3 separate regions of the Homo sapiens genome follow, and all the other regions are linked to region 2. Evidence: chromatin contacts called from ENCODE Hi-C or POLR2A ChIA-PET data. All regions are on one chromosome and are shown on one strand. The core of a region is the stretch at or near the end of the contact, and the rest is flanking DNA. Distances in the headings are between cores, read along the strand shown.

Evidence for each region. A loop is a pair of places that touch in the nucleus more often than their neighbours do. ChIA-PET counts read pairs that join two places held with the same protein, here RNA polymerase II (POLR2A). Pooled maps may share reads with other maps.
Region 1: a pooled map shows a loop between it and region 2 (8-fold over the local background). The contact joins the promoter of SLC10A7 here to the promoter of IL15 in region 2. A Hi-C loop is called at or near these places in 2 of 37 single-sample maps with no recorded cell type and 2 of 50 pooled maps.
Region 3: a pooled map shows a loop between it and region 2 (11-fold over the local background). The contact joins the promoter of SLC7A11 here to the promoter of IL15 in region 2. A Hi-C loop is called at or near these places in 4 of 37 single-sample maps with no recorded cell type and 7 of 50 pooled maps. POLR2A ChIA-PET finds 5 or more read pairs at or near these places in 1 of 52 experiments (H1).

The regions. Positions count from the first base shown.
Region 1 is chr4:146,520,012-146,523,286 of GRCh38, reverse strand. SLC10A7 (solute carrier family 10 member 7) reads left to right here and starts at 1,347. Exons shown (of 12, transcript NM_001029998.6): 1 at 1,347-1,669. The coding sequence starts at 1,570. RefSeq lists enhancers at 500-579, 750-1,169, 1,180-1,259, 1,480-1,549, 1,990-2,219.
Region 2 is chr4:141,634,897-141,638,098 of GRCh38, reverse strand. IL15 (interleukin 15) reads right to left here and starts at 1,516. Exons shown (of 8, transcript NM_000585.5): 1 at 1,351-1,516. RefSeq lists an enhancer at 1,514-1,603.
Region 3 is chr4:138,240,887-138,243,779 of GRCh38, reverse strand. It overlaps SLC7A11 (solute carrier family 7 member 11), which reads left to right and starts at 1,431. Exons shown (of 12, transcript NM_014331.4): 1 at 1,431-1,987. The coding sequence starts at 1,711. RefSeq lists enhancers at 1,177-1,416, 886-2,085.

The DNA.
Region 1 (3,275 bases), core at 98-2,597, 4.9 Mb before region 2:
TCAAGATAAAGCTAAATTAAATAGAGGAAATGACACGACGAGTGTCTTTCCAGCTTTGAATAAATTCAGAATTAAAGTCTGTCATCACGAAACAATCTCTTCCAAACCTTAAGTTCTATTTTTAACCATTTAAGTGGCAGATGCCAGGTTATTTCAAAATATCACATACTATTTTCTTTCTTTCTTCATTTGGATGAATGATACAGTGGAGTTCATGCTCTTGCAGGGTCTACCGGTAGGAAGTCCATTCATGAAACCATCAATGTCACTGGTTGCCACAAGACATTTCAAGGAAGAAACTGGCAGATAGAACTAGCACTCGTGGCAATGGAAGGTAGGACTCCCCAACCTCTCAGACTCAATCCCCCACCACTTCCGCGTTGGAATCCGCGACCCTCTTCCCAGAGTTTTCCTGTGGCTTGGGTAGGTCAGCCCTGGGGGCGAGCCAGAGCGGGCACCCGCGCGCCCAGGGGCTTGCCAGCGCAGACCCCACTCCGCCCGCGAGTAGCTTAGTTGGTGGGGAGACTTCAGCTGTCACTCTCGGCCCGCAAAGGCAGATCTGCCCCGATCCCTGCAGCCCTCCCCAGTCCCGGAGACAGGTGTGGGCCGCAGAGGGAAGGGGATCCGGACCAAATGCCCACCCGCAGGCGAGCGACCTGGCGAGGTCGGGCCCACCTTCCTTGGGTTGTAGCGGACGCCGGCAAGCAGGGGTCCAGCGAACGTGGGCATCTGCCCGGCGCCGGATTTTCAACCCACCGCCAGAGATAAGGCTCCCCGCCCACCAGCGAGCCACTTTCCCGCGCGGACACCTCTAACTCCGGCAGCTCAGGCTGGGAACTCGGAGATCCAGAGTGGCCTCCCCTCCCCCCCGCGCATACGTCAGCGCTAGCGTCGTGGAAGCGCCGTAATGTCCCGAAGAAGCGCGTCTCCAAACTTGCACCCCGCTGCCGCAGCTTCAACGGAGAAATCCCTTGCCCCAAGCACACGTCAGCCCTGCCCGCGGAGTCATGGCACAGCAAAAGAGAGGCTCTCCATGGAGATATGCTCCAGAAGGGTGGGTGGCTGTGCCTAAAGGTTTGTTAGAAAAGGACAGTCAGTGAGGCTTGCTGGCTGTGGCGCCTTACGACGCTCTCCCCGACCCCTCGTCATTCAGAAGGTTCCGCAGGTCTCGACAGCGGTGCGCTTGTCAGCCCCATCCGGCGGCCAGCCTCCCTTGCCGGATCGCCCACGTTGTCGGCCTGGTCCGAGTTCTTCATTTCAAAGCATCTGCACCTGCGAGCCCGCGGCCAGAGGCGCTGGGGGCGTTTGTGCGCGTGTATTCTGAGGCGCGTGGTAGTGATGGCGGCGCTCAGTGAGACTTTCCTGTCACTGGCTACTACTACTCCCAACCCTCCTCAAAGCCGCCGGAGCAACCCCCAGGTCTTTACTTTACAATCGGCAATTTGACTTGCTCTGCTGCATGTCTGGAGGGACCAAGGAAAGTGTGGAGACGCTCCAAGGATTAGGTGATCGGAGCTTGAAAAGAAAAAAAGCCAAACAAATAAACAAAACCCACCCACCCTAACAAATATGAGGCTGCTGGAGAGAATGAGGAAAGACTGGTTCATGGTCGGAATAGTGCTGGCGATCGCTGGAGCTAAACTGGAGCCGTCCATAGGGGTGAATGGGGGTAAGTGCTGCACCTCTGCCGGCTCCACCGCGGCTCCCACTTCAGAACTAATTTGTGAGTCTTGGAAAGGTGGGGCAACCCTCATTGCAAGCGCTTGCCAATTTCAGGGGGCACTGACCAGCCTTTGGCCCTTTTGCTGATTTTCTAATTTACCAACCCCAGAGGGAACTTGTAATTAGGAACGAGGCAAAGGAATTTGAGGGCAGGTAGCCTTTTCCGTAGACAAACAATGACTATCCTGAGTGTCAAGAAGTGAGGTTACAGAGAATGAAACTTACTCCTCTTGCCTTCAAAGTAGCATCCTATCCCAAGGGAATCTAGGTTGCTAAGAGTTCCGTATCTATCTTGGAGTGGACCTCATTATCGAGTCTACTTTCGAGTCCTCCCCGCCCCCACATTAAAAAAAAAAGTGGAGGAAAAACAAGAAAAGGGACACCTCCGCCCCCAACTCAGATTTTATGGCCCACATGTTGGAGAGTGATGATTTGCTGTAGTTGCTGGTGCTCCAGAAACTCCCAAGCCGACTGACACGTTGCACTCTTTGATTACAGGACACTTCATTACAGCATACTTCCGTGTGCTGCCGGGATTCAGTTGCTATACTAGCAGTCTAACAGATACAGACTGTTAGACTATGTGTAGTGTAGTGTAGTGTGTGTTTTGGCAAGGAAATGTGGATGGACTGAAAGCATACTTAGATCTCTGAATAGTGGGAGCTTTGTACAGGAGATGATGGGCACTGGTGGGAACATTAGAAATATTAGTTTTTTATGCCCCCCCCAACACCTTTAGACAATCTTGTACTACTTTTCATAAACATTAATTGAATTTATTCAATTCGCTTGTCTTTTTGACCTTGTTTGTCAGTTTCCAAGCTTATTGACAGGTTTAATACCTAACTCATGCAACCGGAGCAAATAAGGATAGAGGTGAACAGGCACAATATTTCATAGTAGGAAGCGCTCAGGAGGATATTTGAAGTTATTTTTATCTTTTTGTTAAAACATGATGGAAGTGAATGAAATGATCTCTTAGGAGAACAGCAGTGGTCCCTTCTCCCCTTAACCTCCACCCCATTACTCTGTTTAGAAGTAGCTTCCGGGAACATTTTAAAAGGAATTATTTAAACCAAAATTGTGGAGATGAAGGATTGTTTGTTTTAAAATTTTGTTCTTCTGTATTCAACTTAGAACAAAATGTGTAGAATATGTAACTGTGAGAATAAAGCAGTTATTCCTGGTGGTTTCTCCCTCTGATTGATGGTAATAGTTTCTTCTTTAACACTGCTGCTCTGTGAACTTTTGGGAAACTCTTGTGAAGATCAGGTCTGTCAAATGAAGACCCCCTATCCCCGGAGCTAAATGAATAGTAAGACTTAGAGTACCTTTGCATGATCTGCAATGCACACTTCACTAGCTATCGCTTCTCGTGTTAGATCTCTTATTTGCTCAGTTTTGAGATGAAATTACAGAGGATGTATGATCTTTAACTTTAAATCTGCAGGGGCTAAGTTTGGCAAAATATCTTTTACCTTGCATTCCTAAATATTCTGTGGGAAGAAAGGTGTTGAATGCTGAATCATTTCCGTGGGGCTTTTCTGCAGTGG
Region 2 (3,202 bases), core at 267-2,766:
TATCTTTTTTATTCATTTATTTATTTTTTGACAGGCTGGAGTGCAGTGGCAGATCATATAGCTCACTATAAACTGGAACTCCTGGTCTCAAGCTATCCTCTCGCCTCGGCCTTCCAAAAGTGTATTGTATCTTGATGCTTTCAGTAGAATGGTTCACCTTATAACCTCTACATGGCAGGATGCATAATCACCAGTTTATTCTGTAATACCTGAGCAAAAATTCAGCCTAGCTAATATGGCCTCTTTCACCACACTGACAAGATAAGGATGACGTCCACTTAGTTGGCCACCACCAGTATCATAATATTAGATAGTAGTTTAAAAATATATAATGGAAACTAGCTGGTGACCACCACTTTACTTCCAGTTTTGAAATTGCTGACTCATCCTATTTAAGAATCTGTTGTAAGCATCATTTAAGAATTAGTTTGGTTTAGACATACTTTGAAGTCAACATAGTTTTTAATGCATGGAATTACATAAAGTCAAATGAACTATATACCCTTGCTACATGCGGTCTTAATAACACTTGAAAAAATTGGCTGGATTTTCATTTAAAAGCCACCTTGAATAATGATTTTATTTCAGTGAAATTCGCTCGTATTTTTTCCAAGTTCCTTCGACATTCTAGATACACTATCGCTTCTCTAAGAGATAACTGGCTGGCGCAGAGTTGGAACCAATACAGACCCAGGCCTGACTGCCAAGCACTGACCATTCCTGCAAATTTCTCTCCCAGAAGACGTGTGCAAGCAAAGAAGAGGGCGATAATTTGATTTTGCAAAGGTAGGGATAGACGCGCACGCACAGACATCTGCACCGGCCCACAATGAGTTTGGGACGGGAGCAGTTAGGAAGTGGGGAGCTGCGGTACCTTTTCTTGGCCTTCCTGAGCTTGACTGGGTGCAGAACTCAGCCCTCAGGGCTGCGGGACAGCGTCTTCTCAGAAACCCGCAGCTTGGCTGGGGCCGCCAGACGCGCGTCCCTCACCCTCCCAGCGGAGCGCGGGGTGCCCGGCCCGCCTTGCGCTAGCCAGCAGCCTGGAACGCCGTAAGAGCGCAGCGCAGTAGGGAGTCGCACGCCAGGGGCAAAGGGACCTGCGATCTGCGCTCCTCCGGAAGCGGGAGGATGGCTAGGAGAGCCTCAGAAGTGTCATTAAAGGAAAAACCAAAAATTGAAGTTGCGGCTAAGTTTTCCCCATGAGAAGGCGGGGCAGCTCGGCCAGTAGGATAGACCGGAGGGTAACGCTGGAGCTGGGAGGGGCCCTGGGCGTAGGCTTTCGGGGAAAATTCCATCGCCCTTTCAACCACCACCACTCCCCTCCCAAGGCAAAGAAGCCGAGCTCTGTACCTCCATCGAGTCCTGGCTGCAGGGTGGGGGGCGACAGCCACCGCAGCCGGGAGGGTGCGGCCACCCAGTTCCCTCCCGGGGGGCGCCGGACTTCGAAGGCAGTGAGCGAGTCAGCTGGGATTCCCCCGGGCGCCTGCCACCCGGAGTCCCAACCCCTGGCGAAAAGAAAAGTGAAAGAGAAAGAGCCGGGAGCATAGGCGAAGACAAACACCTCCCGCGGAGACTGGGGGTGGGGCGGGTGGCGGCGGCTCCTGGATGACTGACTGCCCCAGGTGTCACTGCTTCCCGGCCTGTTTCCGTCCCTGCCGGGGCCTGGGGCGCAGAACTTGCAGGGCAAGCGCAAGGACATCGAGGAGCCCCAGCCCCGCCCTGCAGGAACACCAGCCACCGGTCTCCTCCTCTACCTGCCGGGACACCTGCAGAGAAGGCACAAGGATAGCCGCATCCCAAGCGACGGGCACCATGTGGGAAGCTTCCGCAGCTGAACCTGGAGACCCGGGCTGGGCTGGCGCGCATCCAAGTCTTCCTGAGGAAAGGGAAAAGGATGTCGGATCTGGATGCTGGGCGGCTACTCTAGACCGGCCTCTTGGTCCCCGCACAGGCTGCAAGAAGGAAACTTTGAAGTCCAACTAGGGGAAATGTTGGAAGAAGACACCCGGGTGGCAGCTTTGTGCAAGACAGTTGGTACAGGGAGTGAACTTAGAGCAATGAGCCTCTCTGCGGATCACTTTTCCAGCCTATTGTGTAGTCCAGTGTAAAATATCACACATGGTCCCATTTGATGGAAGCGTGAGATGTTGTTCTTGTAGTATTTTTACATTGGAGGAAGGAACTGAGTTGAGGCTGAGTGATTTGCATGCCATAAAGGCAGTAGCAAAGATCTCACGCTTAGTTTTGAAAGTACTTTGCAGAATCTTGCACTCTTGTGAATCACTGAAAATCCCTCTTGTACGGTGCTTTCCAAATTTTCAGAGTCATGGTTCAGAGAAAATGATGTCTTCCTGGAGCGCAGTTTAATTTAGTTTAAAATTTAATTATGTTTTTAATTACATAAATATGATAAATATCAAATAGAAAAATAATAGAAATTATTCACTTTCCATGTACATAAAGTTCCGTATAATATAATTTCATATTTTTATGAAAAATTTGAGTTTATTTTCATTAACTCAATTTTTTGATATCAGTTTTATATTTGAAATAATTACTGATGGACTTTTTGATGAGAATTACATCAAACTCTAGATAGTCTCCATTAACAAAATAAGTGAGGTATAAAAATGCAAAAACAGTTTTTACAACCATTCAAAATTTCACCATAGTTGGAAATTATATTTAAGAATATGAAGCCATCATCCATTTCTGTTCATGACGATGTCATGTTGAATTTTCTTGTGATGGTGTCAATGGATTTCAAGACCAGTCAGAATTTTTCATAGCAATACATTGAAGCTCTGATTTGCAGAATGAGCATGCACTGGGAGAGCAAGACTGCAGCTGGTTTGGATCTCACCACAAGAATATAGCAGCCACGGAAGGACTGATATGCATATGTGTGAAGATAGAGAATAGGGATGAACAAGTGTATCATGTGTCCCAACCTCATTTTGGACTGTTGCAGAGCTTCCTGGACTCCTGCCATGTAAACTCCTCTAGCACCTCTTTCAGCTCCTTTAATGGATACTGTGTTCTCTGCAGCCGGTGAAGGAAGCAGGTGTCCACGCTCAGCACCACCTAGCAGAGCTCAATATCAGATATTGCTGCTGCCAGAGGACATATCATCACATCTCAGATCCTGTCTCTCTTGGACTGCCCACAAACTCTATAGAAAGTGCTCTCAGCTGGTGCTCAC
Region 3 (2,893 bases), core at 182-2,681, 3.4 Mb after region 2:
ATAGAATTTAGATAGATAATTTAAAAAGGAGAAAATGTAGCCTCAATTATTTGGATGGCAAAGCATTGAGGTGGTGTCATTTTCTCAGGTGTCAACATAACAGAAAATGGTTCTGACCTTTTCCATGCTACTTTCCTAATGGCGATTTCTCATTTCTTTCTTTGATCATCCTCACCATACTTGACTCCCTTCTTTCCCTGCCAACCTCTCGCACACAGGCTTTTTGTTTGTGGTTTTTGTTCAAAGGTTCAGAAGCTTATTTAATGGTGCGTATAAAGGTAGCTTCAGGGTAATGATAACATTCAATTCTTCTCACTGAATCCAAAACCACATGTAACTATAGCCAAAAATGATATCTAGGATTTCTTTTCTTTTCATATTTGTTTTTTCTTGACACTTGGTTGAGAAAGTTAGAAGGGTTTAAAAATGTTTTGCCTTTTTGACTATTGCAAAGTAAATATTTTAATTTAGCTTACATTTTTAATGCATTTTAAATTTATAATAATAACAATAGTTTATATAATGTGGAAAAAAGTCATACATAATATCATTACTTTCTATAACTACCATTCTGTTTTCCTTTACAGGCTTTTGCTATATACATATTTTTATGTAATTGTAATTGTGTAATTTTGAACTTAGAAATTTTTTTTGGTAATTCAAAGGAACAACATGACAATGAAGGATATGTATCTTTTACATAGTTCAAAAAAATCACCTAGTGCTAATGAGAATCAGAAAATGACTATTTTCTGGAGTCATGGTGAATTTTGTATTAGTCACACTCGGATGGTGATTTAAAATACTGGTTTATTATGAGTAGTAAGAAATAATTTTATCTTTTAATGTTGAGGAAGGCTTATAGTTGTGTGTATGTGACAGAAGTATAAAGTGTAGAATCTTTAATTTTGTAAATATTGGATTTGACTGTATTGCCTTATAAAAAACTCAAAATAAAAAAATAAAAAGCATTACACAAATTATGAAATTCAAACTGTGTTGTTATAAACAATGTAGCTTTAGGATACATTCTACTCACAAAACAGTCGCATGTAAAATGTTTTTATACACGCATTAAAGAAAAAGAAACTCCTTAAAATGAAGTAACTATTTCCTGTTTCATTTTGTTTGAACAGCTTTTGTTGCTCACTACGAGTTGCTTTAAATCTCTGGGAAGGTCTGTTCCGAATTTACTACTTCTGGATTGGCTAAAATCTCTTTAAAGTGTGTGCTTTGTTCTCTAAAAAGCTTAGGTCAGTTGAGCAACAAGCTCCTCCTGTTTTTTTCTTTTTTTAAAAAAAAGAGCTGAGTAATGCTGGAGGCTTCTCATGTGGCTGATGCAAACCTGGAGAATTTGCATCATCATTTAGCTGTAGTAAGTTGGTGTGACAGGCAGGCGCTTAAATACAAGCCCATGAGGAAGCTGAGCTGGTTTGTAATGATAGGGCGGCAGCAGCAGCAGCAGCAGCAGTGGTGGAACGAGGAGGTGGAGAATTGAGAGCACGATGCATACACAGGTGTTTCTGAGTAGTAATTAGATCGCTGTGAAGGAAAAAGCACACCTTTGAGTTTTCACCTGTGAACACTATAGCGCTGAGAGAGACAGTCTGAAAGCAGAGGAAGACATCGATCAGTAACACCAAGAGACACCAAAGTTGAAAGTTTTGTTTTCTTTCCCTCTGTTTTATTTTTCCCCCGTGTGTCCCTACTATGGTCAGAAAGCCTGTTGTGTCCACCATCTCCAAAGGAGGTTACCTGCAGGGAAATGTTAACGGGAGGCTGCCTTCCCTGGGCAACAAGGAGCCACCTGGGCAGGAGAAAGTGCAGCTGAAGAGGAAAGTCACTTTACTGAGGGGAGTCTCCATTATCATTGGCACCATCATTGGAGCAGGAATCTTCATCTCTCCTAAGGGCGTGCTCCAGAACACGGGCAGCGTGGGCATGTCTCTGACCATCTGGACGGTGTGTGGGGTCCTGTCACTATTTGGTGAGTGCGACTTTTTCTCTCGTGGGGGCGTGGCTGTGGGGCTGGAAAGCTTGCTTTCTGGGAAAGCAAATGGTAGTTTTTGAGGAGTGAATGGATGGCAAAGGCCACACCAAATTTTTAAAATTTTTGTTCGGGTACGTGAACTACCCAGATGCAGCATCCGCTGTTGGTGTGATCTGGAACACCCTCAAATTGCTTCCTACAGGCTGTACTTTCTTTTCCTGACTAAGACAGGCTATCTTCTGACTTTTCTCTGTGGTGATGAGAGCAAAGGCTAACTTTCATGACCCAGTAAAAAACATGCACACTTTCTGTGCCGGGCAGTTGTACACTTAGCTTGGGCATTCTGGCAGCTGGCATGCTGAATGAGACACCTGTGAAGTGGAACCTGGCATGGGCTATTTAGACATAGAACGGAGTGTTCAGCAGAAGTCTTACTGACTTTTTATTAGCCAAACAAATGGGTGGCAGTCTTTATAAAAATATTTTTTAAGTTCATGTGCTTGTCACCTCTTAATATCCTTTCAAAAGTCCTTGACATGGGAGAGATGTATGATGGCGCATAACTCAATCCCTATCATAATGGGGTATATTGCAATGGCCTGAGCATATTTCAAATTACTTTTCAACCTTTCATCTCTTCTCAATACCCATACACTTTTGCAATATAAGTTTTAAAACTTCAGTTGGGCGTTAGTTTTCTGTACTTGCCCAGATCTGTTTTTTTCATTATATTTCACTTGTTCTCCAGGGACACAGAGAATTTGTCCACCTGTTCACTAAATTAATCTGAAGGGAACTGGCAGAAGTATAATTATGAATTTTTCTTCAAAGTTTATGTCTCTTCTATTGATCTGAGAATTAATAGTAAAGAGGTAAATAAATGCCCCCTTATGGAGTAGGCAA